2 separate regions of the Mus musculus genome follow, and region 1 is linked to region 2. Evidence: chromatin loops called from intact Hi-C (ENCODE). Cell type or tissue: left cerebral cortex. All regions are shown on one strand. Links, peaks and the distances in the headings refer to the core of each region. The heading gives the core; the rest is flanking DNA.

The links. A loop is a pair of places that touch in the nucleus more often than their neighbours do. Peaks named below come from ENCODE experiments on the same cell type or tissue, not always from the same donor. Only the 100,000 strongest peaks of a DNase experiment are listed, where the experiment ranks them.
Region 1: it touches region 2 in a loop (2.6-fold over the local background); 12 of 42 quality-filtered maps call a loop at or near these places.

The regions. Positions count from the first base shown.
Region 1 is chr1:166,422,207-166,438,604 of GRCm38, reverse strand. It overlaps Gm39694 (a long non-coding RNA gene), which reads right to left and starts at 5,927. Exons shown (of 3, transcript XR_865712.1): 1 at 5,786-5,927; 2 at 1,143-1,232. It also overlaps the pseudogene Gm16418. In left cerebral cortex, for the core only: a CTCF peak has its summit at 9,409 (motif pointing left); DNase peaks (open chromatin) are centred at 7,960, 8,403, 8,636 and 9,369; H3K4me3 peaks cover 410 bases.
Region 2 is chr1:166,715,406-166,731,803 of GRCm38, reverse strand. No RefSeq gene overlaps it. Among named protein-coding and RNA genes, the nearest start is that of Fmo9, 42 kb to the right of the region's middle. In left cerebral cortex, for the core only: CTCF peaks have their summits at 8,031 and 8,868 (motif pointing right); no DNase peak of the experiment used is centred there.

The DNA of each region.
Region 1 (16,398 bases), core at 4,768-12,767, 290 kb after region 2:
ACTTGACCTGGTGAGTTGCTTTTTTTTTAATAGCCCCTATTTTTCTTTTTTGAGATTATAATTTGATTACATTTTCTATTCCATTTCCTCTCTCTAAACCCTGTCATATAGTCCTTCCCCATTCTCCTTCAAATTCATACCCTCTTTTTTCACTATTTGTTACTGCATGCATATATGCATATATATATATATATATATATATTCCTAGGTATACTCTGGTCAGTCTGTATAATGTTATCTGTACATACATTTTCAGAGCTGATCATTTGGCACTGGACAACTACTGTACTCTTCCCTGAGGAAGACCACCTACCTGCCCTGCTCCAAGATTTCTTCAGTAGCTTAGTTCCTGGTGTAGTGTTAAGGCCTCATGGGCTCTTTTCTCCATCCAGTCTGTCATGTTCCTTTGTAACCCCTCTACTGCTCTTCCTCCTTGTGGATGTCCACTTTATACCATGGCATGGTAAAAAGCTAAGTTCTAATCACCACGTGGCAAATGAGAGACTATAACAAATGTACTTTACAAATAAAAAAAAAAAATAGCCGCTGGCAGCTGAAATAATTTGACTTATCTCATGAATTGTGGTTTTTGCCTAGAAACTGCATGTGGCAATTAATAAATAATAATAATAAATAATAGTAACAACAAGAATAATAATACTGATTACATCACAATTACCACCTTGACCAGGTGACTTGCTTTGGATAATGGAAGCAAGTAGAATGAACGAATTTTGACTAACTAGCCATTCTAAATGTGCGTGCCTGGTTCTCCAAGCCTCTAGCATCTCTGCTGTCTGCTATGAAAACAGTATATTCTGGATATGGCACAGAAACTACCCTAAACAAGCCAAGGACAGTCACACTCACTGAGCGACGATGATCAGAACACAGAACTAACTTCCTATACAAGAAAAATCAAGCAGTTAAATCTAACCTAGGAATGTCAAAAGGATACAAGTAAGTGGCATGTCCTCCATCTCAGAGTCACCCTGAGTCTGCTGCATTGACGTCTGTCATTCAGTTTACCTCATGAATGACAGGTACATCCCCCTGATAGAGGGAGAGATCTTGGCCCTAGCCCCAAGATAGTTTGTCTGGGAATTAATTACTCCTGGTAGGCAGACCTATGAGCTGTTTACCTTGTATGGAAGGAGAAATAGAATCTGCCTGGGTTCCTGTGCTGTAGACAGTGGATTAACTGGATGATCTGGATCCCAGGAAAAGCAAAACTACAAGATTAGAAACCAAAAGAGCATAAGACGAGTAGATGAATTTATTAAAATTGCCACAAAGAGCCCCATGCTTCACACTGATGCCCAACAACAGCCCCCCCACTCTCTCTCACACACCACACACACACACACACACACACACACACACACACACACACACTCACACAATGTCCAGGTTCCTTCCCCATTGAGCCTTTTGTTGATACAGCCACTCCATGATGAATATGGGGTCCAGGCTTCGGTGTTATACATAGACCTAACTAATGGTATGAAGTCCCTCCCATTAACACAGGTCTAGGTCCTGCTCCTGCTGGATGCTCAGTGTGCTAGTAGCAGAGGCCAACTCTGAGATCTGAGGTAGCACCACCCCTGGAAGGGAGTGGCAAGCTCTTCATTAGTGAGTTAATGACCTCAGACCTTGTGTTCTGAGGAGGAAGCAGACGGTCCTTGCTAAATTGTTATTCCAGGTATGGTTTCCTTTCTTCATCCCACCATCATTCCAAGACCCTACAGAATATCTGGTGTATCAGGAGAAGATGCCACATTGCATCACTGCAGACCAAGATACCCATTTTACCATGAACCTACTGAGAAACTAACTCTAAGCCTCATTTGCCTCTTTCTTAAAACAAGGGATTTCATGATCTGTTAAATTAGCTTTCTTGTTGCTCTGACAAGCAAGGGACAAAGGGTTTAGTTGCATTCACATTTTAAGGACCTCGTGGTGGCCAGAAGAGCTCTCTACTGTGGCATCAGAAGCATGAGGTGGGGAACTGGAAAGAGGGCTCAGAGGTTAAGCACACTTGTTGCTCTTGCAGAAGACCCAGGTTTGACTCCCAGATCCCACTCAGTGACTCACGGCCATCTGTAAGCTCATTTCCAGGCGCTCTAACACGAATGCTTATGGTGCACATACATCATGCAGTCAGAACATTCATATGCATCGAGTAAAATAAATAATTCTCAAACAAATGATTAAAAACCGAAACAGGAGATTAATCTATAAATTCCTAATTAATTTCAGCTCTGTGCCCTATATTAACTGTTTATTTTCTGTCCCTGCCCACAAGCTGGAGGACAGAGCAGAGTGAGGGAAATACGTTCCTCAAACCCAGTGAGCGTCAGTCACTTCATTGGAAGAGTGAATTCAAAGATTACTCATACACAGACACAGCCTCACCTGCCAACTTACAGCCTTCTGTTCTGCTGGTCTCTCCACCTCCCAATACAAAAGGAAACCACTTTATGATAAATGTGTCCTTATTGTCCTGGGGAGAAAACTTAAGTTTTAGAATGTGGTCGAACAGTTGTAAACTTGGAAGCCAAATCAGCCTGGTCCTTGGCTTAGTTCCTTCTCAAGCATGAAGAAAAGGCAGAAAGGTAAAGAAGCTATGCAAAACCATTTGCATCCTTAAAATGGTGTGTGTGTGTGTGTGTGTGTGTGTGTGTGTGTGTGTATGTGTGTGTGTGAGTGTGAGTGTGTGAGAGTGTGTGTGTGTGAGTGTGTGAGTGTGTGAGTGTGTGTGTGTGAGTGTATGTGTATGAGTGTGTGTGAGTGTGTGTGAGCGTGTGTGTGTGTATGTGTGAGAGTGTGAGTGTGTGTGTGAGTGTGTGTGTGAATGTGTGTGTGTAAATTGTAAATGTATGAAAAATTAGAATAGATAGATAGATAGATAGATAGATAGATAGATAGATAGATAGATATCAACAAAACTATCTTTTCCAAAACAACTATTCAACAAGGCTTGGGGCTGGCGGAGGTGGGGGGAAATAAAGACAGTGATAGTTCTTAAGGAGTTTTTCACTAACCTAACGAGTTTAATGGAACTAGATTGTATAAGTTTTCTTCAATCTTACGTGGCTAAATAAAAGACACTTATTTCCTTTCTTTAAAAACCTATTCACATTAGATAACTCCAAACGCATTTTTCCTATAAATATCCAGCACCTGATTCTGGCCCCAGTGGTTTGCCAACTCATAAAAGCCAACTGATGAACCACACTTGTCAAACTACTTATTAAAAATTAAAAATTAAATAAAGTATATTAAACACTCCCTGAAAAATACACACACACACCTGTGGCATGCAGGTGAACTGGCCCCAGGACATGAGAGCAGGAGATCTGTCCCTGCCCCACACCTGGACAAAGTGGAAGGACCAGCCCTGGTGGCTCAGGTGCAGGAGAGCTAGTGAGCTGACCAGCTCAGCCCCAAACCCACCCAGACCCAGAACCAGGGCTGTGAGTTGGCTCACACCAACATCTACGCCATCTACAAACTGTTGGAGAATTTAAAGAGTCCAGTCCTGCAGATCCAAAGCTGCAAGTTCTTCATGACGCAGAGCAACAACAGGATATCCAGAAGGAGTCCCTGGTGAGGATCCAGTATTGATAGAGTAGCAGAAGCCAGAGGCCTTGAACCAGACCAGTGACTCATTGCCATGAACATTTGCAAGTAAGCTATTTGGACAAATAGGGTATACTGTATAACACACCTGACATACAGCAGCTTCCACAGCAAGATTTTGTTTTGTTTTGGGGGAGAGCAGATATGAAGAGATGGGGAGATGTGTTATAGTTAGACCTGGTTCTTCCTGCCAGCCTCATGCTCTCAGAAATAAAACTCAAAATCAAGATATATTTACAAATACCTTGGCCATATAGAAAGGCTCTCTTCTGACTAGAATCATAAATTAATGCATTTGTTTTAACTTCAATTCTGCCATGTGGCTGGTTTCCTGTGCTCAGGTACTATGTATCCATCTCCTCACAACTTCCCAGGATGATCTTACCGTGCCTGGCTCTATTCCAGAATTCTTTCTCCTTCTGAGTGGCCCACCTTCTATTTTCAGCCTAAGCCATAGGCCATACTTTTTAATATGTATGGATACAAGTGATACATCCATACAATCACAAGATATTCACTCTACAGAGATGAGTGGGGTTGGGGTGTGTGATGTGAAATTCACAAAGAATTTAAAGGTTTTTTTAAAGTACGTTAAATGTAATAGTGGTCTGATTATCTGTGCCTTTAAGTTTGTTGAATCTACTAGTTATAGCAAAGCCATCTTATGAGGCAGGGGGAGGTGGGACAGGAGAAATGAGAAGCTGGCATGGGTTGTCTGCTATGCCACTGCTGCTGTACTGCTTGTGACCTCAGTGAGTTCACACCTTTGGGTGCTGAGGTACCCATTAGCAGCCTTCTTAGCACCACCACATCAATGCCCTGAAAAAGCTCAGTCACCAAGAGGCTCAGAATTCTCAGAAGGCATATTTCTCTCTGGGGTTTGACCTTATCTTCTATTTTTTCCTCTCAAAGATAACAATATTGCTGTGCAGCTTCTGAGAATTCACTGAACTAATCCATTATTAATGGAAAATAGATGCCATGATGAGAACAATTGAGCTACAATAGAATCCACCCATCATTCATTTTATTTTCCTATCCCAACATTGCTAGTGGGTTTCACAATGGATCACGGGCTTATGATATCACTCCATAGAGACAAATGCTTTTTTCACTGCAGACAAGAACACAACCAACCAAAGAACTGATTCCACCCAAGGATCAGTAAGACAGAGCAGCAAGGAAACATGCTTGCTGCCAAGCTTAAAGACTGGAGTTCAATATTAGGGAGCCACATAGTAGAAAGAGAAAATGAACTCATGTAAGTTGTCCTCTGGCCTCTGCATGCACATTGGGGCACATATGCAGAAGACACACACAAACACACTCACACACATACACAAACATACAAACATCACACAAACACACAAAATCACATAAACACAAACAGACTCAATCACACACATACAAACATACACACATACACAAACTCACACACAAACACAGGAACATACACATACAGTCTCACTCACACATGCTAACACTCACACAAATGCACACTCTTACACACAATTAAATATAGAAAACTATATAAATTAGAAAATTTTATATAATAAATAAATTTTTGAAAAAGAAAACAATTTTATGCAAACCTAGCTTGATGGTCCAGTGAGTTTATTAGGGTTTCTTAGGGATCAGGGGCAACTTGTAGGTTGATCTCATTACAAAATGGCTCCTCTCCCTCCCAACTGTTAACCACTTACGTATCTCCAGAGTTGTGGGGCCTCATATGACCCTACCACAATGAAATGTTAACAAGCCTAATGTTGTGAGGGTCTGGCACAGTAATCAAAGTTGCCCTGACTTCAGGAGTCGTGACCACGTCATACCCAGGGGACAGAGTTCTATAACACTAGGCTATGTTATTATTAGTTAAGCTCTTAAATGTTCTGAAGTTTCTATGAGGTGTAACCGTAACTATCCACACTGCATGGCCTCTTTTCCTGAACTTCTCCTGAAGTTCTCCTCGGAGCTCACAGACATCACCTTCTGTCTTAGGCCCTCTAACCACAGACCCTTTTCACAGATCTGATTGAAGGATAATCAGAGACTAATTCATCAACTCCTCCTCTTATTTCTACTTATTTACACTCTGTGCTCAAGTTCACACCACATGCCACCTGTTCCACCTGTCCCTCCTCACCTGGCTCTCCTGAGTCCTGTGCAGACCAAGGGTTGGTAAAGACACTCAGTGCTCTTTGGCGTGGGGCTTTCACACTAGGCATACTGTGCTTCTGCTTCTGTGGGGAAGATGTGTTCCTCTTGATGATCATGGGATTTTGCAGGCTCTTGCTTTTAAAGAAAAATTCATTAGTTTATATAATCAAGAGCTTTGATGTACTTGATTCTAAAGCCCAAAGTCCTTGTAATATAAGTACTATACATTTTATGAATAATACCCTTGTTATTCTTAATAATCCCACTTTTAATTTACTTAGAGGTGGGGGGATTACAAATAACAAGGTCTGAGAAGCACCTAAAGAAATGTTCAACATCCTTAGTCATCAGGGAAACGTAAATCAAAACAATCCTGAGATTCCACCTTACACCAGTCAGAATGGCTAAGATCAAAAACTCAGGTGACAGCAGATGCTGGTGAGGATGTGGAGAAAGGGGAACACTCCTCCATTGTTGGTGGAATTGCAAGCTGGTACAACCACTCTGGAAATCAGCCAGGCAGTTCCTCAGAAAATTGGACATAGTACTACCTGCAAACCCAGCTATACCACTCCTGGGCAAATACCCAGAAGATGCTCCAACATATAACAAGGACACATGCTCCACTATATCCATAGCAGCATTATTTATAATAGCCAGAAGCTGGGAACAACCCAGATGTCCCTCAACAGAGGAATGGATACAGAAAATGTGGTACATTTACACAATGCAGTACTTCTCAGCTATTAAAAACAATGACTTCATGAAATTCACAGGCAAATGGATGGAACTAGAAAATGTCATCCTGAGTGAGGTAACCCAATCACAAAAGAACACACATGGTATGTACTCACCGATAAGTAAATATTAGCCCAAAAGCTCGGAATACCCAAGATAAAATTCACAGACCAGTATTGAGACCCTGCAGCGATGCTGAGCAGGTTTCTAGGCCCGCGCTACCGGGAACTGGCCAGAAACTGGATTCCCACAGCCGGCATGTGGGGCACTGTGGGTGCTGTGGGACTGGTGTGGGCCACGGACTGGCAGCTGATCCTGGACTGGGTGCCTTACATCAACGGCAAGTTTAAGAAGGACGATTAGGCAGCCCCTCCCCCACCACAGGCCTCGATGGTACCATGTGCCGAGGCCTCAGACACAGCGTAGTCCTGTGGAGGACACTGAGGAAGCTGGACACTGGAGAGGTCTGCACCGCTCAGGGAGCTTCCGCGTTGACAGACACTAGGGCTGCCTTGATAGGTGCAGCATTAAACCTTATTCTTATGCCTTGGAAAAAAAAATTCACAGACCACATGAAGCTCAAGAAGAAGAAAGATCTTGGTGTGGATGCTCCAGTCCTTCTCAGAAGGGGGAACAAAATACTCAAGGGAGGAAGTAGGGAGACAAAGTGTGGAACAGAGACTGAAGGAAAGGCCATCCAGAGACTCCTCACCTGGGCATCCATCGTATTTACAGACACCAAACCCAGACATTATTGTGGATGCCAAGAAGTGCTTGCTGACAGGAGCCTGATATAGCTGTCTCCTGAGAGGCTCTGCCAGAGCCTGACAACTAGAGGCAGATGCTCACAGCCAACCATTGGACTGAGCACGAGACCCCAATGGAGGAGTTAAAGAAAGGACTGAAGGAACTGAAGGGGTTTGCAACCCCATAAGAGGAACAACAATATCAACCAACCAGACCCCCCTAGAGCTCCCAGGAACTAAGCCACCAACCAAAGAGTACACATGAAGAGACCCATGGCTCCAGCTTCATATGTAGCAGAAGACGGACTTGTCAGACATCAATGGGAGGAGAGGCCCTTGGTCTTGGGAAGGCTGGATGGCCCAGTGTAGGGGAAGGCCAAGGTAGGGAGGCAGGAGTGGGTGGGTGGAATAGGGGGAGGGAGGATGGTATAGGGGGGTTTCAGAGGGGAAACTGGGAAAGGGGATAACATTTGAAATGTAAATAAATAAAATATCCAATTAAAAAAATAACAAGTAAGAAATAGAGTTTCACTATCACTGCCTTCCTTTTTACTGTGAATTTTTCATCTGTCTCCCACACTCAGCCTTTGTTTGGAGAGCAGAGGAAGCTCTCAGCCCTCAGCCCTCCCTTGCTCTGTATGGCACGTGGCTCCGGTCATGGTCCTGTGTCTTCTTTGTTTTCTAAGGCACCTTTCTCCGATGTATAAACTTAGAAAAGGTATGGGAAGACCGAATAGACACCAGGGGCAGAGCTCCTCGCCCTCCAGAGAAAGTCGAATCTGCTGAAGAGGCACTGGGGCCAGGTGGCTGGATGTCAGGACCACATCTGCCTCTTACTATTTGGTATTACCACAGGGAAACTGCTTAATCTACCTTAATGTCAGCTTTCTCATTTATAAAACAGCAAAAGTTGTAAGAGTTAAAAAGATATCAAGGTGTCCTGACTCATCAAAGCGCTTGTCCATCTGACTTGCCAGTATCAGTGTGGGGGAGACTCTGCGCAGACGGAATAGAGACGTTGCAACCTGCATCTCCTCAGCACTTTACATTTCTGGGCAATGTCCAAGAGCCTAAAATGGCTCGGCAAATTTAAGATGATAGTACAAGGATCAGAGACAAGAGGACTTAAGAACCACCTACTGAGTCACCCCAAATGCAAGCCATGATGTGCCAATTCTAACTAAAAATAGGAAGGGGAAGGAAAAAAAAAAAAAACTTGCCTTTGGAAATAAAAAATCTAATCTTACCAACAGTGGCCCAGATCCCTTACTTCCTATTTCTGTTTCCCTTTCCTGTCAGTAAATGATAATAATAGCCTCTGTGCAGTGTGGCTGTGAGATGCAGCCACTCCCTCTTCAAGTCTCCCGCCTTCCCTGGCAGTCTGTTACTCGGGTCATTGAGACTGAAGCCTCCGCCTCTACAAGAGCCACAGCCATGTGTAAGTCCGACAGATCTGGCTTAGCAGCACGCTCTTTTTGCTGTTTACAAGAATTGTGAAGAGTAACAGTATCTCGTGGGTGTCTCAAAACAACACTGCACAAGTAAGAGTGTTTTAATGCAGAAACGAATGGTTAAGAAGTGTCCGTATTCTTAGACTGAGAGCCATTCACAATCGTCTGAAGATCTTGTTTCAAAGAAGCTGCCTCAGTGATCAGCTGCTCTCTCTCATCAGACGGGTTACTCACGTTGAATTTTCTGATATTTGGGTTGGAAATAAAGTCATCACTTTTTAATCTGAAATATTAATTATTAATATTTAATATTTGAAAATCTCTTTATTTTATTTTTTATATTCATTTGTTCTCTCTCTCTCTTTGTGTGTGTGTGTGTGTGTGTGTGTGTGTGTGTGTGTGTGTGTGTGTGTCTGTGTGTCTGTGTGTCTGTGTGTCTGTGTATGTGGAGACCAGAGGACAACCTCAGGGAGCAGGCTCCCTCCTTCCACCACGTGGTCCCAGCGTGGAACTCAGGTGCTCAGGTTTGGCAGTGAGAGCCATCGGAGCCATCTTGGCAGCACAGAAACATCCTCTTTAAAAATGTCTAAATCAAAAAGTAAAAATTGCTTTAACACCCATTCCATCCTGAAAAACAGCTTCAACTGCTGATTGCTGCAAATATAGTTTTGGGGTGCCCTCTAGTGCTGAAATATTGATAATATACCAACCATGGCTCTAGGAAATCTATACTGAACACACCCTCTAGTGTTAGAGTAAGACCAGACTAGGCTCAGGACACACACACAATTATACAAACACACACACACACACACACACACACACACACACACACACACACACACACCACACCACACCACACCACACCACACCACATACCACACCACATATCAGCCCATATAATATAGCCACAAATAAAGCCACAGAGTGAAGTCTGGAATAAACTTCTAATCTGTCCAATAATAGGTGCTTCTATTCAGCTCAAAGGACCATTACCCTACCTAAAAGATAAGGCATCAAAAACTGACCAGAAAGCAATGGATATGTGCAAACTCTTTGACAGAGAATTTAAAATGGCTGGGTCTTTTTGTTTGTTTGTTTTGGTTGTTTTTTGTTTTTTGTTTGTTTGTTTGTTTGGGTTTTGTGGGGGGGGTGGGTTTTTTGTTTGTTTTTTTTTATTTTTGTTTTTCAAGACAGGGTTTCTCTGTGTAGCCCTGGCTGTCCTGGAGCTCATTCTGTAGACCAGGCTGGCCTCGAACTCAACTGCCAGAAGTCATTGAGGAAAGGCTAAAGACAAACAAGTAGGTTTTCTGGAGATGGCCCACTGCTTTGCACAGCTGCAATGGGTAAGCTCTGATTTGCAGGATCTTCAGAGATTTTTATCCCAGGATTTCTTCTTCCTGCTGGTATGCCTTTCCTGTCACTATTACATAGCCTAATGATTCCTGGGTATTAGCCTACCCTGTTGGGCAGATTCCCTGCAGTTCAATAAAGATATCTTATCACGTAATAGTGCTGTGTTGACAAACTGAAATTTTTATAGTTCCTGATACTAGGTTTATGGAATTCCTAAATTTACACAAGTAACTTCTGACTCTCTGAAGAGCTGCAAATAGGGCTCTGTAAACCTTTATGTGTTACAGGCTGATTGCACTAGAATAAGAAAGCAGAAAAGATTGGGACAGATTTATGACCAAGGAAAAACATTCATTTAGGCCAGGTCTAAGGATGAAGTCACAGTTGTCACCAGGCCATGTGAAACTGTTGTTTTGAACTTACAATGAGCTTATAGAATGAAACTCTGCTTTGAACTGATAACACCAACATCCTTCTGTAACGCCCCTTTTGTGTAACATTTCATCTATGAGGTAATTTTTTTAAAAATTGCCTACAAAGGTATAAGAAAGTATAAGAAAGCCAGAGAGAAGAATTAAAGTATGGCTTGGGGGCTCTGCCCCATTCACCAAATGTATATATGTATGTCTGTTTGTCCCTACATACGTGTGTGTGTGTGTGTGTGTGTGTGTGTGTGTGTATAAATATGCATAAGCACTTGTAGAGTTGATGAGATGGGTGGTATGGCCGGAGCAGGGTGTGTGTGTGTGTGCTTGAGTTCTCCCTTTCTTTATTTTCTTTTCTCTATGGTTCATGAAGGGTTACCAAGCTGCAAGCCTCTTGCCTAGCCAGCAGGAGCCTCCTGAGCAGCATTTTTTCTTAAGCCTTTTTTCCTCTTAATTCCCTGATGATGCCAGCAAGAGTTTATTACCAGAAGCCAATGGCTTTTCATCCTAGAAAAGCAAAGAGTTAAGAACGGCAAATATTATTATAAGTAAACAATTTTAGTCCTCGAAAAACTCAGTTTTTGCCCCTGAAATCCGCTAATGCTACCATCGCTATTTTCCTCAATACCTGGTGCTGGGCAGGTTCTGATTTCCATAGGCACCACATGGGTGGTTGCATTCTCCTCTCTACTGGAGGACTTTTCTGCTGTCTTTTTGAATAAGCTTTCCACCTTCTGGCCTCTGGCACATGTGGTGCACATACATATGTGCAGACAAAACACTCATACATATAAAATAAAATAAATAAATCTTAAGAAAGAAAATGAAAATAAAATTCATAAATTCATCAGAGACAACAGATAGCAAATTTTTAAAATCAAATCTTCAAGCAGAAAAGTACTTAAAATTGAATGTAAAATATTATATACAGCGTCATTATCAGACTCAAATAAACAGAAGACCATCTAATGAGCTCAAAAATGGGCTATTTGAAAATATATAACTTAAAGAGAAAAATGAAGGAGATGGACTAAATAAATCCTTTGGAAACTACAGGACAGAAATACAAGAACAAACATTCACATTGCTAGAGCCTTTGAGAAGGCCAGAAGGTGGAAAGCTTATTCAAAAAGACAGCAGAAAAGTCCTCCAGTAGAGAGGAGAACTCAACCACCCAGCTATAGAAGGAGTACAGAGGTACAGGTAACCAGTTTAGTTCAGGTGTGGGAAATGGTTCACTTGGCAAACTGATTTCCTTGCAAGCACAAAGACCTGAGTTCATTCTTCAGAACCCGTGAGGAGAAATGCCTAGACTGGTAGCATATGCATTTAATCCAAGACCTGGGGAGACAACTCCCTGGTGCTCCTTAGCCAGTCAGCATAGCCTACATGAGGAATTCCAGGCCAGTGGGAGATCTTGTCTCATAGAAGGGGACAGCATCCAAGGACACTCAGTGTCATCCTCTGCTACACACACACACACACACACACACACACACACACCAAATACACACATACACATGTGCATGTACACACATGATCACACATGTGTATACCACACACATAAGAAAGAGGGGGAAACCCCAAATACTATGCATGCGATCCAACTCACCTGACATTAGGCCTCTCAGCAGACACCCTACCTGACAGCAGGGAGTAGAATGAGATAGAATATACAGAAAGACAAGAGCTGTCAACCTACCCAACAAAATGATCCATGGTGCAAACACCGTGCATGGAAGAACTATATCTTTAGAGTGAAGATCAAAAAGAAATATAATATCTACATCAGTATGCTTAAAACATAAAAATGCATGTAGAATGGATATTAAAACTCTATACGGTGGGTGGGGGCTAGAGAGATGGCTCAGCAATTAAGAGCACTGACTGCTCTTTCAGAGGTCCTGAGTTCAATTCCCAGTAACCTCTTGGTGGCTCATAACCATCTGCAATAGGATCCAATGCCCTCTTCATGTGTGTCTGAAGAGAGTGACAGTGTATTCACAACATCAAATAAATAAATTTTTAAAATCTACAAGGTAAACACTTGTAATCAAAACATGCTACTAGGAGCTGGAGAGATGGCTCAGTGGTTAAGAGCACTGGCTGCTGTTCTTCCAGAGGATCCAAATCCCATTCCCCACACACACATGGCAGCTCACAAACATCTGTAACCCCAGGTTTGGGGGATTTGACTGCCTCTTCCTGACTCTGTGGACATCTTTGGGCACACAATGCTGCACTAACATACTTGCAAGCAAACACACACACACACATACACACACACATACTTTTTTAAAATAAAAATGAAAACACAACTAGAGAAAAATCGCTTAATCACAACTAACTGTACAAAGGGGGAAAGAAAATATCTATAGATATACCAGGAAGCTATAATAAGCTGGCAGTGATAATATATAAGCTAACAATAGTTACCTTAAATGTAAGTGAATAAAAATCTCCAATTTAAAGATGGAGAGTGATTAAATGGATCTTTAAAAAATACAAACTATGTAGTTTGTATGAAGAGGAGATAGAAAGCTCTTCATCTCATGATGGAGGTGTGGATTCAGCCACAGGTAATAGTGATTATATGTAAATATCGATGCTATGTTTAAAAAGTCTGTTCAATAAGTCTGAAGGAAAATATATACTCCAATCCAATAACAATACATGACTTAAACACATTACTGTCATTGTGGATGAATCATCCAGGCAGAAAACCAGTATACCAGAGATAATTGCATCTAGGCAAAATGAACCTAACAGACATCTACAAGGATTCTGCCCAACAGCTACAAACACACGTTCTTCTAAATATCACACTTTACATTCTCTGGGATGTGTCATATGACAGGTCATAAAACAACAGCTTCCAACCTTTTTAAAATTGAAACCATATCACTTTTTCCAACTAAAAGACAATAAATCTAAAAGCTAGTGGCAAGAAAAGTTTTGTGAAGTATACAAATATGTATAAAGTAAACAACTTCTTAATAACTAAATGACTCAGTAAAGAAACTAATAAAGATGTTTTTGGTTTCTTGGGACAAGTGATAATGAAGATATCACATACCAAGAGATTTGGGGCACAACAAAACTCATACTAAGAGATAAGCTGGGTCGCCATCTTGGTTCCGGGACTCAGCAGAACTTAGGAAATTAGTCTGAACAGGTTAGAGGGTGCACCAGAGAACCGGACAGCTTCTGGGACGGGCAGAAGCACAGAGCCGCTGAGGCAGCAGCCTGGGCGGGCCGCAGACAACCGGCCACCATCCGGACCAGAGGACAGGTGTCCGCCTGGCTTGGGAGGCGGCCTCAGCCTCAGCAGCAGCGGTCGCCATCTTGGTTCCGGGACTCAGCAGAACTTAGGAAATTAGTCTGAACAGGTTAGAGGGTGCACCAGAGAACCGGACAGCTTCTGGGACGGGCAGAAGCACAGAGCCGCTGAGGCAGCACTCTTGGCGGGCCGCAGACAGCCGGCCACCGTCCGGACCAGAGGACAGGTGTCCGCCTGGCTCGGGAGACGGCCTCAGCCTCAGGAGCAGCGGTCACCATCTTGGTTCCAGGACTCCCTGGAACTTAGGATTTTAGTCTGCACAGGTGAGAGTCTGCACCACAGAAGCTGACAGCTTCTGGGAACTGCCAAAGCAACACAACTTCTGAGAGAGGCCCTGTTTTGGGCCTTCTTCTTCGACCAGGAGGAGGTCCAAAAACAAAATATCTGCGCACCTTCCCTGTAAGAGAGCTTGCCAGCAGAGAGTGCTCTGAGCACTGAAACTCAGAGGAGAGAATCTGTCTCCCAGGTCTGCTGAGAGACGGTAACAGAATCACCAGAAGAACAATCTCTAAACAGAGTCAAATACAACTACTAACTCCAGAGAGTACCAGATGGTGAAAGGTAAACGTAGGAATCCTACTAACAGGAACCAAGACCACTCACCATCATCAGAACCCAGCACTCCCACTTCGCCCAGTCCAGGGCACCCCAACACTCCCGAAAACCTAGACCTAGATTTAAAAGCATATCTCATGATGATGGTAGAGGACATCAAGAAGGACTTTAATAAATCACTTAAAGAAATACAGGAGAACACTGCTAAAGAGTTACAAGTCCTTAAAGAAAAACAGGAAAACACAATCAAACAGGTAGAAGTCCTTACAGAAAAAGAGGAAAAAACATACAAACAGGTGATGGAAATGAACAAAACCATACTAGACCTAAAAAGGGAAGTAGACACAATAAAGAAAACTCAAAGTGAGGCAACACTGGAGATAGAAACCCTAGGAAAGAAATCTGGAACCATAGATTTGAGCATCAGCAACAGAATACAAGAAATGGAAGAGAGAATCTCAGGTGCAGAAGATTCCATAGAGAACATCGGCACAACAATCAAAGAAAATGGAAAATGCAAAAAGATCCTAACTCAAAATATCCAGGAAATCCAGGACACAATGAGAAGACCAAACCTACGGATAATAGGAATTGATGAGAATGAAGATTTTCAACTCAAAGGACCAGCAAACATCTTCAACAAAATTATTGAAAAAAACTTCCCAAATATAAAGAAAGAGATACCTATGAACATACAAGAAGCCTACAGAACTCCAAATAGACTGGACCAGAAAAGAAATTCCTCCCGACACATAATAATCAGAACAACAAATGCACTAAATAAAGATAGAATACTAAAAGCGGTAAGGGAAAAAGGTCAAGTAACATACAAAGGCAAGCCTATCAGAATTACACCAGATTTTTCACCAGAGACTATGAAAGCCAGAAGAGCCTGGACAGATGTTATACAGACACTAAGAGAACACAAATTCCAGCCCAGGCTACTATACCCAGCCAAACTCTCAATTGCCATAGATGGAGAAACCAAAGTATTCCACGACAAAACCAAATTCTCACATTATCTCTCCACGAATCCAGCCCTTCAAAGGTTAATAACAGAAAAAAACCAATACAAGAACGGGAACAATGCCCTAGAAAAAAACAAGAAGGTAATCCCTCAACAAACCTAAAAGAAGACAGCCACAAGAACAGAATGCCAACTTTAACAACAAAAATAACAGGAAGCAACAATTACTTTTCCTTAATATTTCTTAACATCAATGGTCTCAACTCCCCAATAAAAAGACATAGACTAACAAACTGGCTACACAAACAAGACCCAACATTTTGCTGTTTACAGGAGACACATCTCAGAGAAAAAGATAGACACTACCTCAGAATAAAAGGCTGGAAAACAATTTTCCAAGCAAATGGTATGAAGAAACAAGCTGGAGTAGCCATCCTAATATCTGATAAGATTGACTTCCAACCCAAAGTCATCAAAAAAGACAAGGAGGGGCACTTCGTTCTCATCAAAGGTAAAATCCTCCAAGAGGAACTCTCAATTCTGAATATCTATGCGCCAAATACAAGGGCAGCCACATTCATTAAAGAAACTTTAGTAAAGCTCAAAGCACACATTGCACCTCACACAATAATAGTGGGAGACTTCAACACACCACTTTCACCAATGGACAGATCATGGAAACAGAAACTAAACAGGGACACACTGAAACTAACAGAAGTGATGAAACAAATGGATCTGACAGATATCTACAGAACATTTTATCCTAAAACAAAAGGATATACCTTCTTCTCAGCACCTCATGGTACCTTCTCCAAAATTGACCACATAATAGGTCACAAAACAGGCCTCAACAGATTCAAAAATATTGAAATTGTCCCATGTATCCTATCAGATCACCATGCACTAAGGCTGATCTTCAATAACAAAAAAAATAACAGAAAGCCAACACTCACGTGGAAACTGAACAACACTCTTCTCAATGATACCTTGGTCAAGGAAGGAATAAAGAAAGAAATTAAAG
Region 2 (16,398 bases), core at 4,287-12,286:
TGGAATGCAATCTGTTAAGTCAAATAAACCTTTTCCTCCCCCAACTTCCTTTTATGGTCAGTGTTACATCACAGAAACAAAAACCAAACCAAAATAACATCAGTCTGATAAAAATATAATTGACAACATTATTGAATACTGTGTTTCAAGAGGCACTAAAAAGATTTTAAGGTAATTTTTCAAAGTGAGAAGTTATATGCCTGATTATAAGAGGATACTGAAAAAAATATTATTTTGCAAAATAGAAGACATTTTGAGGTGAAAAGCAGTTTTCATAGATAAAGGCCCCCATTACAATGTAATGTTCTAACAGATCAGTTACTGCTGTCAGCTACGAGGTCTGGCATTTACCCACGGTCAGGTTAGAGTTCAAATCTAGGATGACTTCATTGTAACTCGACGATAAATTATACCATCTTCCCATATTTGTTCTACAGGTAAAATGAATGCACCAATACCTGTCTGAAAATACTCTATAAGGGGTCAGCCAGCTGCCTCCGTGGGTAAAAGTGCTTGCTGTGTGAGCCTGACGACCTGGGCACTGTGAGCAGCGAGATGAGAAGCTATTTGGTTTGGGGCCAATGCATCAGTTGCTGTGCTATAAACAGACTTCCGGGGGGAACAAATGCATGCAGGAGACAGAGCTTAGAGAGCACTGCATGGACCCAGAAGAGAGAAGACAGGGCCCTTGGCGTGGTGGCACATGTGCACAGGAAAGGGGAAAGCAAGCCATTAGAAGTATGGACATTTTCATTTTCATTTTCATTTTCATTTTCATTTTCAGTAATCTCAGTTCCAAAAGGAGCAGAGATTAGGTGGTGGGTTGATGAGAGATGAACAGATGTAAACAGTCTCTCTCTCTCTCTCTCTCTCTCTCTCTCTCTCTCTCTCTGTGTGTGTGTGTGTGTGGTATGAGTGTGTATGTGTGTATGAGAGAGAGAGAGAGAGAGAGAGAGAGAGAGAGAGAGAGAGAGAGAGAGTAAAACAGCACATGGCTATGTATGTGTCATGGTACACAGATGGACATTAGAGGACAGCTTCTTTGTGGGGCTAGTCCTCTCCTCCCACCTTTGTGTGGGTCCTGGGGGTTGAGCCCAGGCCGTCAGGCTTGCCCAGCAAGTGCTTTATCCTCTGAGCCACCTCACCACTCCTGAGATTTAGTTTTGATGAGAAAAAAAGTACTTTTATCTATTGATGGGACTCATCCAGGAGAGAGTAGACCTTTGGGTATGGGTTTAATTAAGTAGTGAGTGATAGTTCTTTTTTTATTATTATTAAATTTATTTGTTTATTCTCTTTAGAATCCAATATCAGTCCTTCCGTTCCTCTCAGTACCCCTCATGCAAGTCCTCCCCACATTCCCACTTCCCCTTCTTTTGAGAAGGGGAACTCCCCTCTGGGTGTCAACTCCTATACCCCCCCCCCCCGTGATTATTCTGTACTTTATGACTAATATCCACTTATCAGTGAGTATAAACCATGAATGTTATTTTGGGTCTGGGTTGCCTCACTCAGGATGATATTTTCTAGTTCTGTCCATTTGCCTGCAAAATTCATGATGTCCTTGTTTTCAATGGCTGAGTAGTATTCCAGTGTGTAGATATATCACATTTTCTGTATCCATTCCTCAGATGAGAGACATCTAGGTTGTTTCAAGCTTCTGGCTATTACAATAAATCTGCTATGAATATAGTTAAGCAAGTGCTCTTGTGAGGTGGTGGAGCATCTTTTGGGTAGATGCCCAGGAATGGTATAGGTGGGTCTTGAGGTAGCACTATTCCCAGTTTTCTGAGGAACCACCAGATGGATTTCCACAGAGGCTGTAGAAGTTCACACTCCCACCAGCAATGGAGGAATGTTCCTTTTGCTCCACAACCTTGGCAGCATGTCCTTTCAGTTTTTGATCTTAGCCATTCTGATGGGTGTATGGTGGAATCTCAGAGTCGTTTTGATTTGCATTTCCCTGATGACTAAGGATGCTGAACATTTCTTCAGGTGCTTCTCAGCCATTCAAGATTCTTCTGCTGAGAATTCTGTTTAGCTCTGTACCCCATTTTTCAATTGGGTTATTTGGGTTTCAGCCTCTAGCTTCTAGAGTTCTTTATATATTTTGGATATTAGCTCTCTGTCAGACGTAAGGTTAGTGAAGAACTTTTCTCAGTCTATAGGCTGTCATTTTGTCCTGATGATAGTGTGCTTTGACTTACAGGAGATTTTCAGTGTCATATGGTCTCATTTGTCAATTGTTGACCCTAGTGCCTGAGACATTGATGTTCTGTTCAGAAAGTTGTTTCCTGCATTGACAAGTTCAAAGCTATTCCTCATGTTCTGTTTATTAGATTTAGTGTATCTGGTTTTACATTGAGGCATTGAGGTCTTTGATATATTTGGACTGAGTTTTATACAGGTTGAGAAATATGGATCTGTTTGCAATCTTCTACATGCAGACATGCAGTTAGACCAGCTCCATCTGCTGAAGATGCTTTCCCTTTTCCATTACATGGTTTGGCTTCTTTGTCAAAAATCAAGCATCCAAACATGTGTGGGTTCATTTCTGGGTCTTTGATTCGATCCCATTGACCTACCCACCTGTTTCTATACCAACACCATGCAGTTTTTACTCCTACTGCTTGGTAGTACAGTTTGAAGTCAGGGATAGCGATACCTCCAGAAGTTGTTTTTTGTTCTTCTGTTTTGTTTTTTGTTTTTTTTTTTATTGTTCAGGATTATTTCAGCTATCCTGGGATTTTTTGTTTTTCCATATGAAGTTGAGAATTATTTTTTCCAAGATCTGTGAGGAACTATGTTGGAATTTTGATGGGAAATGCATTGAATCTGTAGATTGCTTTTGGCAAGATGGCCATTTTCATAATGCTAATCCTACCAACCCATGTGCATGGGAAGTCTTTCTACCTTCTGATATCTTTCTCAATTTCTTTCTTCAGATATTTGAAGTTCTTGTCATACAGGTCTTTCACTTGCTTGGTTAGAGCTACACACATGTATTTTATGTTATTTGTGGTTATTGTGAAGGTTACTGGTTCCCTAACTTCTTTCTCAGACCATTTATCACTTGTGTAGAGAAAGGCTACTAATTTCTTTCAGTTAATTTTGTATCCAGCCTCTTTGTTGAAGGTGTTTATCAGCTGCAGGAGTTCTCTGGTAGAATTTTTGGGGTCACTTATTTATATTATCATATCATCTGGGAATATCGATACTTTGACTTCTTCCTTTTTAATTTGTATCTTCTCAATATCCTTTAGTTGTCTTAATACTCCAATTAGAACTTCAAGTACTATATTGAAAAGATAGGTGGAGAGTAGACAGCCTTGTCTTGTCCCCAGTGAGTGGAAATGCATTAAGTTTATCTCCATTTAATTTGATATTGGCTTGCTGTATACTGCCTTTATTGTGTTTAGGTATGCCCCTCATATCCCTGGTTTCTCCAAGACTTTTAGCATGTTGGATTTTGTAAAATGCCTTTTCTGCATCCAGTGAGATGATCATGTGTTTTTTTCCTTTTAGTTTGTTTATATGGTTGATTACATTGATGGATTTCCCTATATCCTTGCATCCCTGGGGTTAAGACTACTTGATCATGATGGATGATGTTTTTGATGTTTTCCTGGATTCTGTTTGTGAGTATTTTTGCATCAATGTTTATAAGTGAAATTGGACTGAAGTTCTCTTTCTTTGTTGAGTCTTTGTGTGGTTTAGGTATCAGGGTGACTGTGACTTTGTAGAATGAGTGTTTGGCAGTGTTCCTTCTGTTTTTATTTTGTGGAACAGTTTGAGAAATATTGGTATTAACTCTTTTTTGAAAGTTTGGTAGAATTCTGCACTTAAACCACCTGCCATCTGGCCCTGGGCTTTATTTTGGGGGGCGGGGGTTGGGAGAGTTTTAATGACTACTTCTATTTCCTTAGGGTTTATAGGACTATTCAGATAGTTTACCTGATCTTGATTTAGCTTCAGTAATTGATATCTGTCTAGAAAATCATCCATTTCATTTAGATTTTCCAATTTTGTGGAGTACAGACTTTTGAAATAAAACCTAATGATTCTTTGAATTTCCTCAGAATCTGTTGTTATATCTTCCTTTTTATTCCTGATTTTGTTAAGTTGGGCAATGTCTCTCTGTCTTTTGGTTAACTTGGCTCAGGGTTTATTTGTCTTGTTGATTTTCTCAAAGAACCAGCTCTTGGTGTCTTGATTCTTTTTCTTTGTTTCTGACTGGTTGATTTCAGTCCCGAGTGTGATTATTTCCTGACCACTATTCCCCCTGGGTATGTTTGCTTCTTCTTCCTTTTTTCCCCCTCAAGCCTTCAGATGTACTTTTAATTTGTTAGTATGATAACTCTCCAATTTCATTATGAAGCCACTTATTGCTATGAACTTTCCTCTTAGCACTGCTCTCATAGTGTCCCATAAGTGTGGGTATGCTGTAGCCTCACTTTCATTGAATTCTAGAAAGTCTTTAATTTCTTCCCTGACTCAGTGATCATTGAGTAGAGTTGTTCAGTTCCACGAGTATGTAGGCTTTCTGTTGTTTCCATTGTTGTTGAAGTCTAGCTTTAATCCATGGTGATCCTATAAAATTCAAGGGGCTATTTCAATCTTCTTATCTGTGTTGAGGTTTACTTTATGACCAATTATATGGTCAGTTTTGGAGAAGATTGTGTGAGATGCTGAGAAGAAGGTATATTCTTTTGTGTTTGTGTGAAATGTTCTATAGATATCTGTTAGGTCCACTTGAACCATAACCTCTGTTAGTTTCATTATTTTTCTGTTTAGTTTCTGTCTAGATGACCTGTTCATTGGTGAGAGTGGGGTGTTGGGGTCTCCTATTATTAATGTGTGGGATTCAATGTATGATTTAAACTTTAGTAATGTTTCTCTTACAAATATGAGTGCCCTTGCATTTGATGGACACTTAGATGTTCAGAATTGAAATGTCTTCTTGGTGGGTTTTTCCCTTAATGAATATGAAGTGTCCTTCTATGTCTCTTTTGATTAATTTTTGTTAAAAGTCTATTTTATTAGATATTAGAGTGGCTATTCCAGCTTGTTTCTTGGGCCCATTTGCTTGGAATACCTTTTTCTAGCCCTTTGTACTGAGATAATGACTATTTTTGTTGCTGAAATGTGTTTCTTGTATAGAGCAGAATGATGGATTCTGTTTACACATCCATTACGTTAGCCTGTGTCTTTTTACTGGGATATTGAGCCCATTGAGTCTATTGATGTTGAGGGATATTAATGACCAATTATTGTTATGTCCTGTTATTTTGATGTTGGTTATGGTTAAGTGCTTGAGTGTGTGTGTGTGCACGTGTTTCTCTTCCTTTGGTTTTAATGTTGTGAAATTAATTATTTCTTGTGGTTTTATTATTTTACTTTAGTATAGTTAGCCTATATTGGGTTGCAGTTTTCTTTTCAATATCCTCTGTATGTCTGGGTTAATGGAGAGATATTGTTTGGATTTGGTTTGCCATGGATTATCTTGGCTTCTCCATCTATGGTGGTTGAAAATTTTGCTGGATATAGTAGATTTGGCTGACACCTGTGGTCTCCTAGGGTCTGCAAGACCTCCACCAAGACCCTTCTAGCTTTGTCTCAGATGAAAAAGTGGGTGTAATTCTTATAGGTCTGCTTTTGTATGTTACTTGGCCTTTTTCCTTTAGTACTTTTAAATTCTTTCTTTGTTCTGTATATTTAGTATTTTGATTATTATGTGGCAGATGGATTTTTTTTTTCTGGTTCAATCTGTTTCGTGTTCTGTAAGTTTCTTGTACCTGTGTAGGCACTTCTTTTTTAGATTAGGGAAATTTTATTCTATGATATTGTTAAAGATGTTTTCTGGCCCTTTGAGGGGGGAAATCTTCTTCTATTCCTATTATTCTTAGGTTTGGTCTTTTTATAGTGTCCCAAATTTCCTAGATGTTTTGTGTCATGAACTTTTGAGATTACACATTTTTTTTACTGATGTATTGATTTCTTCTATTAAATCTTCTACACCTGAGACTCTCTCTTCCATCTCCTGTACCCTGTTGGTGATGCTTATGTCTCTAGTTCCTGTTCTCTTTCCTAGTTTTTCCATCTCCAGGTTGCCCCAGTTTGTATTTTCTTTATTGATTCCATTTCCCTTTTCAGGTCTTGGACAGTTTTATTCATATCCTTCACCTGTTTGAATATACTTTCCTGTATTTCCTTAAAAGATTTATTCATATCCTCTTTAAAGGCCTCTATCATCTTTATAAAATTGGATTTAAAGTTCTCTTTTATGTTTCAGTTTAATTAGGATATCCAGGGTTTGTTGTCGCAGGATAGCTGGACTCTGGTGGTGCTATATTGCTCTTGGTCTTGTTGATTGTGTTCTTATACTGTTCATCAGGCATTTGGTTTTCTCTGGTGTTGGCTGGATGATCCCGATGGCAGCAGGACTTCTCTCAAAGATAGAGGGAGCCATGGACCAGACAACGAAGGTCAGGGAACTCCACTCTACAGGCTGTGTCATGGGTGGACCCTACTCTTCAGGATGTGTCCAAGTCAGACCCAGCTGGGGTATTGGGCAGATCCAATAGGATGAGTAGTCAGGCAGGATTCCAAGATGGTTAGTTTTGGGGCCCCGAAGGTTTCCGCAGGGAAACATGATGCTCTTGGGGTCCTGCAGGGCTCCTTCAGACTGAGGAGCAAGGCCAGAGCTAGATAATGGTGCTCAGGGGACCAGTGAACCACTCACTTCTCACCATGATAGTTCTTTTATTCAATAAAATTCCACTCAAGTCAGTTCAACAAATATTTATGGAGACTCTGTAGGACAAAGCACTATTTTACATAGAATACATTTGTAAGCAACACAGTTAAAAGTTTATTGTCTTTTTCTATATATGACAAGTTAGTAAACTATATAGCATATAAGACAATAAATACAGTGGAAAATGTAGGACTAACTAAGGTGGCTATTAGAAGTACCAAACATGGACTTCAGTTTTATGTAGGGTGTTTGGTTAAAGCAAGTCTTCCTGAGATGGCAAGTAATCAATATTCCAGGAAGTGTGATGATCAGTGCACTCTGAAGCAGGAGCAGAGTGTCAGGTGAGAAACAGAATACAAACAACTGCTATTCACTTCTGGCTGCTGAGAGAGATAAACACCAGATCCTGGAGTATCCAAATAGGCTGAGAGAATTCAGGTTGAAAAGAAAATAAAGAGACACTGCCCAGACCATGATTTAAGGCAGGTGGGAGAAAGTTGTTCCAGATGTCAGAGATGAGGAACAAACGGGAAGGACACTGGTAATTCTAAAGGGTGGGGTGCCCCTTCTCAGGCCACAGCAGCTCTTGTCTCAACTCTATTCTTGCTTTCTGGTCAGAGCTTCTGAGCTAGGCACCTGCAGCCTCCCTCACACAGGAATGGCTGTGCACAATAGACCTGTCCCGTGCTTGATTGGTATCCCTGAAGTATATCAACAGAACCCGAATGATCTTGCTCCAAGGCCACTAGAGCCACCAGAAAACTGACTAAGCTCTCTGTGGGAAGCAGAATCAACCAGAAGCCACTGGGTTAGTCAGGGTTGCTTTCCCACTTCTCATAGCTTCACTTTCTCTCTCAGCCTCAGTCCCAATAAATCGAGAGTTCTTCAATATGAGGAACCATGTTAAAATGCACATTTCATGTGCTTCTGTGAGGGCCTGAGAATCTATGATTCTAAGAAAGCCCAAGAAGACGTCGGTACTCCATGCCTGGAGCCAATTCTGAGTACCAACAGGCCAGCTTACCTACTTCTTTAGCATATTTTAAAAGAAATATAGGAAGATGGTCAGAGACACTCAACTCAAGAAACATCAGCCTGAAAAATCACCTTCCCAGACCTCTGTTTCAGACCTTGGTAAGGTTTTTATTCCTCTGAGTACATAGGTTTTTCTAAAGGACACAATTTTTGCTGGGATTGAATTTTTAAAATCTGAAACCATGACCTGATACCTCTGCCTTTGTCTCAGACTCTTTAGCTTTTCCTCTTTTTCTCCAGTAGATGGAGATTGGGTTGCTCAAGTAAGATGCAGATTCCTGTGCTCAAGAGATCCACCTGCCTCATTCTCTCGATAGCTGGGCCTGAAAGTGCAAACTACTGTGCTCAGATTCTCTCTTTTGATAGAGAATTGGCTTTATGTGTCTATTGTTCCTGAGCTAACAAGTATCTGTGTAGGAAGATATATTGGCTGCATCTTTAAAAATAAGGAAAAATGTATTAATTTTTTATTGGATATTTTTTATTTACATTTTAAATGTTATCCCTTTTCCTGGTTCCCCCCTCCCCCAGAAACTCACTATCCCATTCCCCCTCCCCCTGCTCCTATAAGGGTTTTCTCCCCACCCACCCACCCACTCTCACCTCCCCACCCTGGCATTCCTCTACACTGGGGCTTAGAGCCTTCACAGGACCAAGGGCCTCTTCTCCCACTGATGCCAGATAAAGCCATCCTCTGCTACATATGTGGCTGGAGCCATGGATCCCTCCATGTGTACTCTTTGGTTGGTGGGCTAGTCCCTGGGAATTCTGGTGTGAGTGGGGTCTGGTTGGTTGATATTATTATTCTTCCTATGTGGTTGCAAATCCCTTCAGCTCCTTCAGTCCTTTCTTTAACTCCTCCATTGGGGATCCTGTGCTCAGTCCAATGGTTGACTGTGAGCATCCGCCTCTGTATTTGTCAGGCTCTGGCACAGACTCTCAGGAGATAGCTATATTTTTTAAAGATTGAAAACATTTTAAAATTATGTGTATGTGTGTGCCTATATAGGAATTTATATTGTAAGTGTAGGTACCCGTGGAGTCCAGAAGAGGGCATTGCATCCTATGGAGCTAGAGTTACAGGTAGCTATAAAGTGCCTAACATGGGTGCCTGTAGCCAAACTCAAGTCATCTATAGGAGTAGTGCATACTTTCGACAGCCAACAATCTTGCCAGTGCCAAGATATTCAATTTTTAAAATCAAAGCAGGAACAAGAACATAAGCCGTGAAGAAATCAGAAAGAGGGAAAATGACAAAGACAATGCAGAAGTTAATAGAGAACAAATATAAAGTTACTGACAGGCTTTGCAAAACTTAACATGTGTTCCCTTGAAAAGAATAAAAATAAGTAGGATGGGAAACATTTTAAAGAGTATGTTATAAGGGATACTACGAAGACTGACAGAACTGAAGATTTGTTAAATCTTCATGGAAATTCACTAGTTAGAAAGGAGTATGGGGGCTGGAGAGATTGCTCAGTGGTTAAGAACACTTGCTACTCCAGGAAACCCAAGTGTGAGTCCCAGCACCCACATACGTGGCTCACAATCTCCTGTAGCTATACCTCTGAGAGACCTAGTCTTTGATGGCGCGCGCACACACACACACACACACACACACACACACTGCACATAATCATATAGACATAATACAAGTATACGTAAATAAAAATAAATCTTTTAAGAAAGAGTTTAATTAGAGGTACCCTGCATGGATGGACAGTGCTGCTTCCAGAAGGCACAAGTTGTTGCACGAAAATTCCAGCAGAAGATATGTGCCCTCGGTTATTCACCATAACTACACGACAAAACTCTGTTGCTGAAGACATCACACGAATCTTAAAACAACCAGTAAACTCACTCCTTTCTGCCTGGCTTCTATTGTGCCAGGAGGTGCTATTCAGGCTACTGGGGGGAGAGAAGACACCAGCTGTCTTATCCAGTGCTGGAGCCTGCTTACTGTAATATTGAACTGCTTGGCAAAATATGCCCACAGGTACGATGGTTATATGAGTCTTACAGGTTAACAAGATGCTTTCTAGTCAGATTGAAGCCTGTTTCACAGGAGGGAATGCATGCCTAGTACTGTAAACACCATCAAAGCTCAGTTGGATTGAGTTTTTCTATGACTTTTTGTAAAGATCAGAAATGGTTATATCTTATATTATTTAAATTATCTCAGACTGTGAAAAAAGATGGAGGATTTGACAGTTTCAAAGATTTTCATATATATTTAACACTAGGTAACCCAGTTTAAACAGAATAATAAAACTGATAAAGAATTTCTGAAAAAAAATTATTATCACCACCGCGCAGCATAGGACTTAAGGGCTGAGAATCCTTGGATGTTAGAGAAACTACCAGTATGGTTCATTTCATCAGCAAAGTAATTGAGGATAAACACACATTCCATCAGTAGCTTCCCAGAAGGTAGCTGAAAGCACTCTGTTGACAATTGTGGCCGGGGTTGGGGAGGTGGGGTGGGGTAGGCATCTTAGAATATCATTTTGAATAGGAAACAAAACAAGTACTATAATTAAATGTAGGGTATTGCAGCATGTATGTAAGACTAACGAATATAAAACAATGGCTTATTCTCTGGAGATTCATACCTAAATATCATACAATTAAAATATATATATAAAACAGAGTGGATATTTGCCAGTTTCAGAGCAACAGAAATAACCTTTATAGTATTGACACTACTCACCAACAGAAATGGCTAAGGACCTGAACTATTTGAGGCCATCCCAGGCCAGCCAGTTGCAGCTTTGGGTGTGACTTTGGTCAAGCTGCTGAACTTCTATTCTTCATGACTTTTTTTTCCCCTGAAAACTATGGGCTAATAAAATCTACTTTGTAGAATTAGATGGCTGGGGGATGAGGAACTGGGGATAGCCACTGGAGGGTCCCAGAAGTCAGGGAAGTGAGAGGCTCTGAGGACCCAACAGGAACAACCTTAGCCAAAATGCGCTCATTGAAGGGGAGATAGAACCTGTAGAGACCACCTCCAGTAGACAGGCATGGACCCCCAGTCGAGGAATGGGGCCACCAACCCATCTCAAAGTTTTTCACCCAGAAATGTTCCTGTCCAAAGGAAAGACAGGGACAAAAAAAAATGGATCAGAGACCGAAGGAATGTCCATCTGGGGACCGCCCCACCTGGCGATCCATCCTGTCTGCAGACATCAAACCCTGACACCATTGCTGTTGCCAGGAGGGGCTTGCTGACAGGAACCTGGTATGACTGTTCCTTGGAAGGTTCAGCCAACAACTGACCAATGCAGATGTGGGTGCTTGGAGCCAAACCATCAGACTGAGCTCGGGGACCCTGGTGGGGGAGCTGGTGGAAGGACTAGAGGAGTTGAGGGGGATTGTAACCCCATAGGAAGAACAACATCAGCTGGCTGGATCATCCAGTGCTCCCAAGGTCTAGACCACCAACCCAGGAGTGTACATAGAGGAATCCATGGCTCCAGATACATATATAGTAGATGTCCTTGTCTGACATCAATGGGAGAAGAGGCCCTTGATCTTGTGGAGATTTGATGCCCCAGCATAGGAGGGTGTTGGAGTGGTAGGGTGGGAGAGGGTGGGTGGATGGGGAGCACCCTCATAGAGGTAAAAGGGAAGTGGGGAGGGCAGATGTGGGAGGGGGTTTGTGGAGGGGTAACCAGAAAGTGAGCTATCATTGAGATGTAAAGGAATGGAATGAGTAATTAAAATAATAATAATAATAAAAACAACCTCACAAGAGAGCCTGAAGCAGCTCCTGGGTCAATGTAAAGATGTATTAAGTGATAGCAGTGATAACATCTGAACTATTGTACCGCCATCTTTGCTGCTCCTTCAGCTTTACCTGGGAATTGTGCAGGAAGCCAGAGCCATGGGGTTTAACTGGAATCAGAGGAGGAAACTCCAGCAAGGACAATACAGAAGCTTAAAAGAGAAACAAAGGCCTTAGCAAGCATGCTTTGTCAGCTAATGGACTGCCTAGTAACTATTTACATACAGAAGAACACAAATTTTAATTAACATGTTTACTCAGTCTATATCTCATTATTATGAAACTAGATCTATAAGTCAGATGGCTAAGAGCAAATGGCTATCCTTTAATATTGGAGAGTTGTTTTAACTCTTCCAAGGATTGTTGACTTAAAATCCTGAGACTAAATAATGCTTGCCATGTGATAGAACCTTACAAATGTATTTATACTGGGATGCCATGTGCCCATTCACTATGCATAAAGGAACAAAATCTGGAAATTGCGACAGCCATACAGATTGTGTTTACCACCAACCTCATGACACTTAAACTTTTTGTGATCTCCTGGATCTACTTCTATCTAACTACACTACAATAAAAGAATTGTTTTTTGTTTTTGTTTTTTAAAATGAGCAGCCCAGATTAAATATTAATGTAAATTATTTATTTCTTTGTCGAATTTATCTGGGGGTAAGGGGTGGCATGGGCACGTGTGGAGATCAGGTAACAGCCCGTGGGAGTTGACGCTTTCCTGGTACCACATGGGTTCTGGGAGTCAAACTCTGAACACCAAGGCTCGGCAGCAGATGCTGTACTTATTGAGCCACCTTGACAGCCCAAAGTATCCTTGTAAACCAAAACACATTAGCAATCTGCAGTATTCGCAGGCATCTAGAGGATGTGGAAATTTATGTACGCATAAAGAGCCTGCATGCGAATTTACATAGAGGCTTTATTCATGACTGAAAAAAAAAAAACCAAACAAACCTGAAAGCCAGGGAGATGTCCTTCAGTAGGTAATGAATAATGAAAGCCCAGTCCTCACAGATGATAGATTATTACCCAAGGCTGAAAAGATAAAGAAAAGTAAAATGCATATTGCTAGGTGAGAGAAGCCACTGGGAAAGATGAACACCCTATGACTCCAACTTCTCTTTCAGAATGACAAATCTGTGGAGATAGAAAAGAAAAAGAAGAAGAAGGAGGAGGAGGAGGAGGAGGAGGAGGAGGAGGAGGAGGAGGAGGAGGAGGAGGAGAAGAGGAAGAGGAAGAGGAAGAGGAAGAGGAAGAGGAAGAGGAAGAGGAAGAGGAAGAGGAAGAGGAAGAGGAAGAGGAAGAAGAAGAAGAAGAAGAAGAAGAAGAAGAAGAAGAAGAAGAAGAAGAAGAAGAAGAAGAAGAAGAAGAAGAAGAAGAAGAAAAAGATCAGTGGTTGGGCCAGGCTGAAAGGAGAAGAAGAGCCAGAGTGCAATCTCAGGGCAGTGAAAACATTTCTTGGGATAGTGTATTTGTGGGATGTGCGGCCATTATTAATCTCTTAGGATATACAACACCAAGGGTGAACACTGATGTAATCAGTTCAGGTTGTGCACTGCCGCAGCAAGACGTCGAGTATGAAGAAAAACCTCTGTGTGCTTCAGTTAGTTCTTGGTGAACCTAAAATAGCACTAAAGTTAAAAAGGAATCTTACAGAACCTTTTAAAAATGCACATTTCCTGGTCTACAGAGCGAGATTAACTTTAAGGCCAGTGCAAAAGCCACGCTACTGTTTGGTAAGTGAGATGCAGTCCAACATCAAAACCAAAGAAAGCCAAAATTAAAGGCAGGTAGGTAATGGACTTCCAGAGGTTGGGTCTTGCTCATCTACAGATGTTTCTGTCTCCACTCAGAGCCCCAAGGTCTCACCCATCTCCTTTGCTACACAAAGAAACTTTTAAATTCCCCCAGTCAGTATCTGTCTTCTTTTTAAAACCTTGAGTGAGACTTAAGTGGATTCAATGCAACTTGGATTCATTGATCCCATTGGGTTCTTTTCAGTTTGGTAATTTTGGTCATGTACACAGGTTTGTCCCTAGAGTATAAGAAACCCTATAATGAAGGAGAAGACATGTCTTTTCAGCTGCTTTATTCATTCAAATGTGGGTTCCCTGTTGGTTAAACTAATCCAAGAGAGTTACTTTGTTTCTGTTCCCTACAGCCACATGGATATCACCATGTCTGAGTTTGTAATACAAGTGGAGTGAAAGGAAGAACTAGAGGTGGTCATATTGCTAGCATTCTGTGGTAGGGTAGGGTAGCACCCTTCCTTACCAACAAAAACCACCTGGCCCAAAATGCTAGTAGCATTGGAGTTGAGAAACATGATACTGAATCAGTAAGATGAGCCTACCGGTGATGATACTATCTGAGTACATAGTCTCCCACTACACTGTTCTTATATGCAAGTCCTGAGAACAATTTACGACTTAGCATCTCCTCCCAAAATAGTGCTTTAATTGAACCCAGTGTTTTTTGTTTTGTTTTGTTTTGTTTTGTTTTGTTTTGTTTTGTTTTAAGATGGTGATGATGGCACGATGGCTTTATTTTTACCTAATTTTAAAGACACATATAATTGAGGAGTTGGTTATGGTATTTTAATATCTTGATATACAAAATGTATATTCCTCATTTTGTTTTCATTGAAATATATTTTCATTATTTCCACCTTTCCTTCCCTCCTAATATCTACTCACCTTAAACTCTTTCAAATCTATGGCTTTCTTTTCCTTTATTATTGTTGTTATGCATGTGTATTCATAAATATTTAAATACAACTTGCTCTCTCATTAGAGTTGCTTGTATGCACATGATTTCAGGGTCGACCACTTAGTGTTGTATACCCAATTAACAGTTTAATTTGGTTTCTAAAACTGAGCCTGGTTCCAGATTAGTTTTACCATAATTCTCCACTCAGCACAAGGAGGCTAGGTGCTCTGAGTATTATCTCTCATGGGTTTTGCCAAGCTTAGGGAATAAGACTTGACAACTTTTCCACGAAGCAAATACCGGCTCTGGGGAAGAGGAAACAGATCCACAAATTATGAAGCCTAAAAGCAATATTCTTTTAGCATTGAAAATGGAATCCCAAATTCCATTTAGGCTAGGGTTAGGTTAGAGATAGGGTTTATTATTTGTTTCCCAATACGAACTAAAGCAATTATATCATGTGATTAGATTATGGGTCTGAAGAAATGTGTGAATGTTCTATGCCAGGTCTAGGTAAATGCGAAATTAATACAAATAAATAAGACTTAAAATGAGGTGATATGGGTGGGAGAAATAGTTCACAGGTAAGAGCACCCATTCCTCTTGCAGAGGACTCATGCTTGCTTCCCAGCACCCATGCCAAGCAGTTTAATATCTCCTGTAACTCTAGCTTCAGGGGACTGTTACAGGATTTTCTCTTCCAATCACATTAGGGCAGCGAGAGACCCATGATTGGACAGGGAAAAGGAAGGCGGAGCTAAGAGTGGCATTGGGGGAGAGCGCCTTAGCGGAGAGAGGAAGGAGAATTGAGGTGTGTGTAAACCAGTGTGGCTTGAAGCAGCCACAGTTATGATATCATAACAGAACAATTGGGATAAAGCTTTTATCACTATCAATTGGCTCTAAAATTATTGTATTGTCATCTTGTAAATTGTGATTTTTATTGATATATAAGTCTGATTGGTTGACTATAAGCTTTAAGAGTTTTAATTCTACCTGGTAAGTGGGTGTTGAGATGGCTGACTGTGGGGTGCGTGGAGTGCGTGTTAGCGAGAAGAACTCAAGGGCCCCACCAGAGAGTTGGCAGATGGAGAGACCACCGAGTTGAGTTGACCTGGTGGGAGCCTTGTGGTCTGGCGGGGCCAGAGAATTGGCAGGTTGAGAGAAGCAGGAGTGCAGAGAGTCGGCGGGTTCGTTTTTTTAATATTTCCCACAACAGGGGGACCCAACTCCTCTGAGCTCCAAGAGTGCCACCTTCGCATGCACATACTTCTATATACATACACATACAGATGTGTACATGTATTACTTCAATATATTTATAGTAACTTTAATATATGCATATAAATTTAAAAGGTGATAAAGATTTTGGACATACATGTATACACATGCCCCTATACTCATGCACCTGCATACAACATACACTCTCACACACTCACACACACTGAAATGGAAATATATATATATATAAATGGATACAGAGAGCAGGTGTGATATGGCCCTTACCTATCTATGAATGAGACCTTTGTTCAATTCTCATCACTAAGAAAAAAAAGAATGAGGAGAACTCACAGGAGGACAATCTCAGGAATAATAAGTGTGAAATGCTGGGTATCGTTACTTTGCCTATAGTAATCAGTATATTGCATCTATATGTACATATGTTTATGTTTTAGCATGTAACATGCATGGCTATGCATGTGTGTATGTCTGCATATATGTAGCATGTATTCACCATGTAATATATATGCCTATGAATCTCATGTGGAGGCTAGGCCTCCGAAATGAACAGAAGCAGCACCCCCTCTAATGCATTCACTTTCAAGCCCGGTAGAGCACAAAGCATCTCTCTTCTCTAACAACAGGCAGCCAACGACAGTGCCCTGCTTAGGATACTGGAAGACTCTGGTGATGAATTACATAAAGTTTACAGAGCTTTCCGTCTTTGTAGGTGTATTGTTCAAGTGTACATGTTCTAATCTTAACATGCACTGCAAGAGTCTGAAAGCTGAAAAAAACCCAAGTAAGAAAGGCTCTCAAGTTTTACTGAGGTTTAACCAGCACTTGCTGTGTAAGGTTGGTAAACAGCACTTAGTTT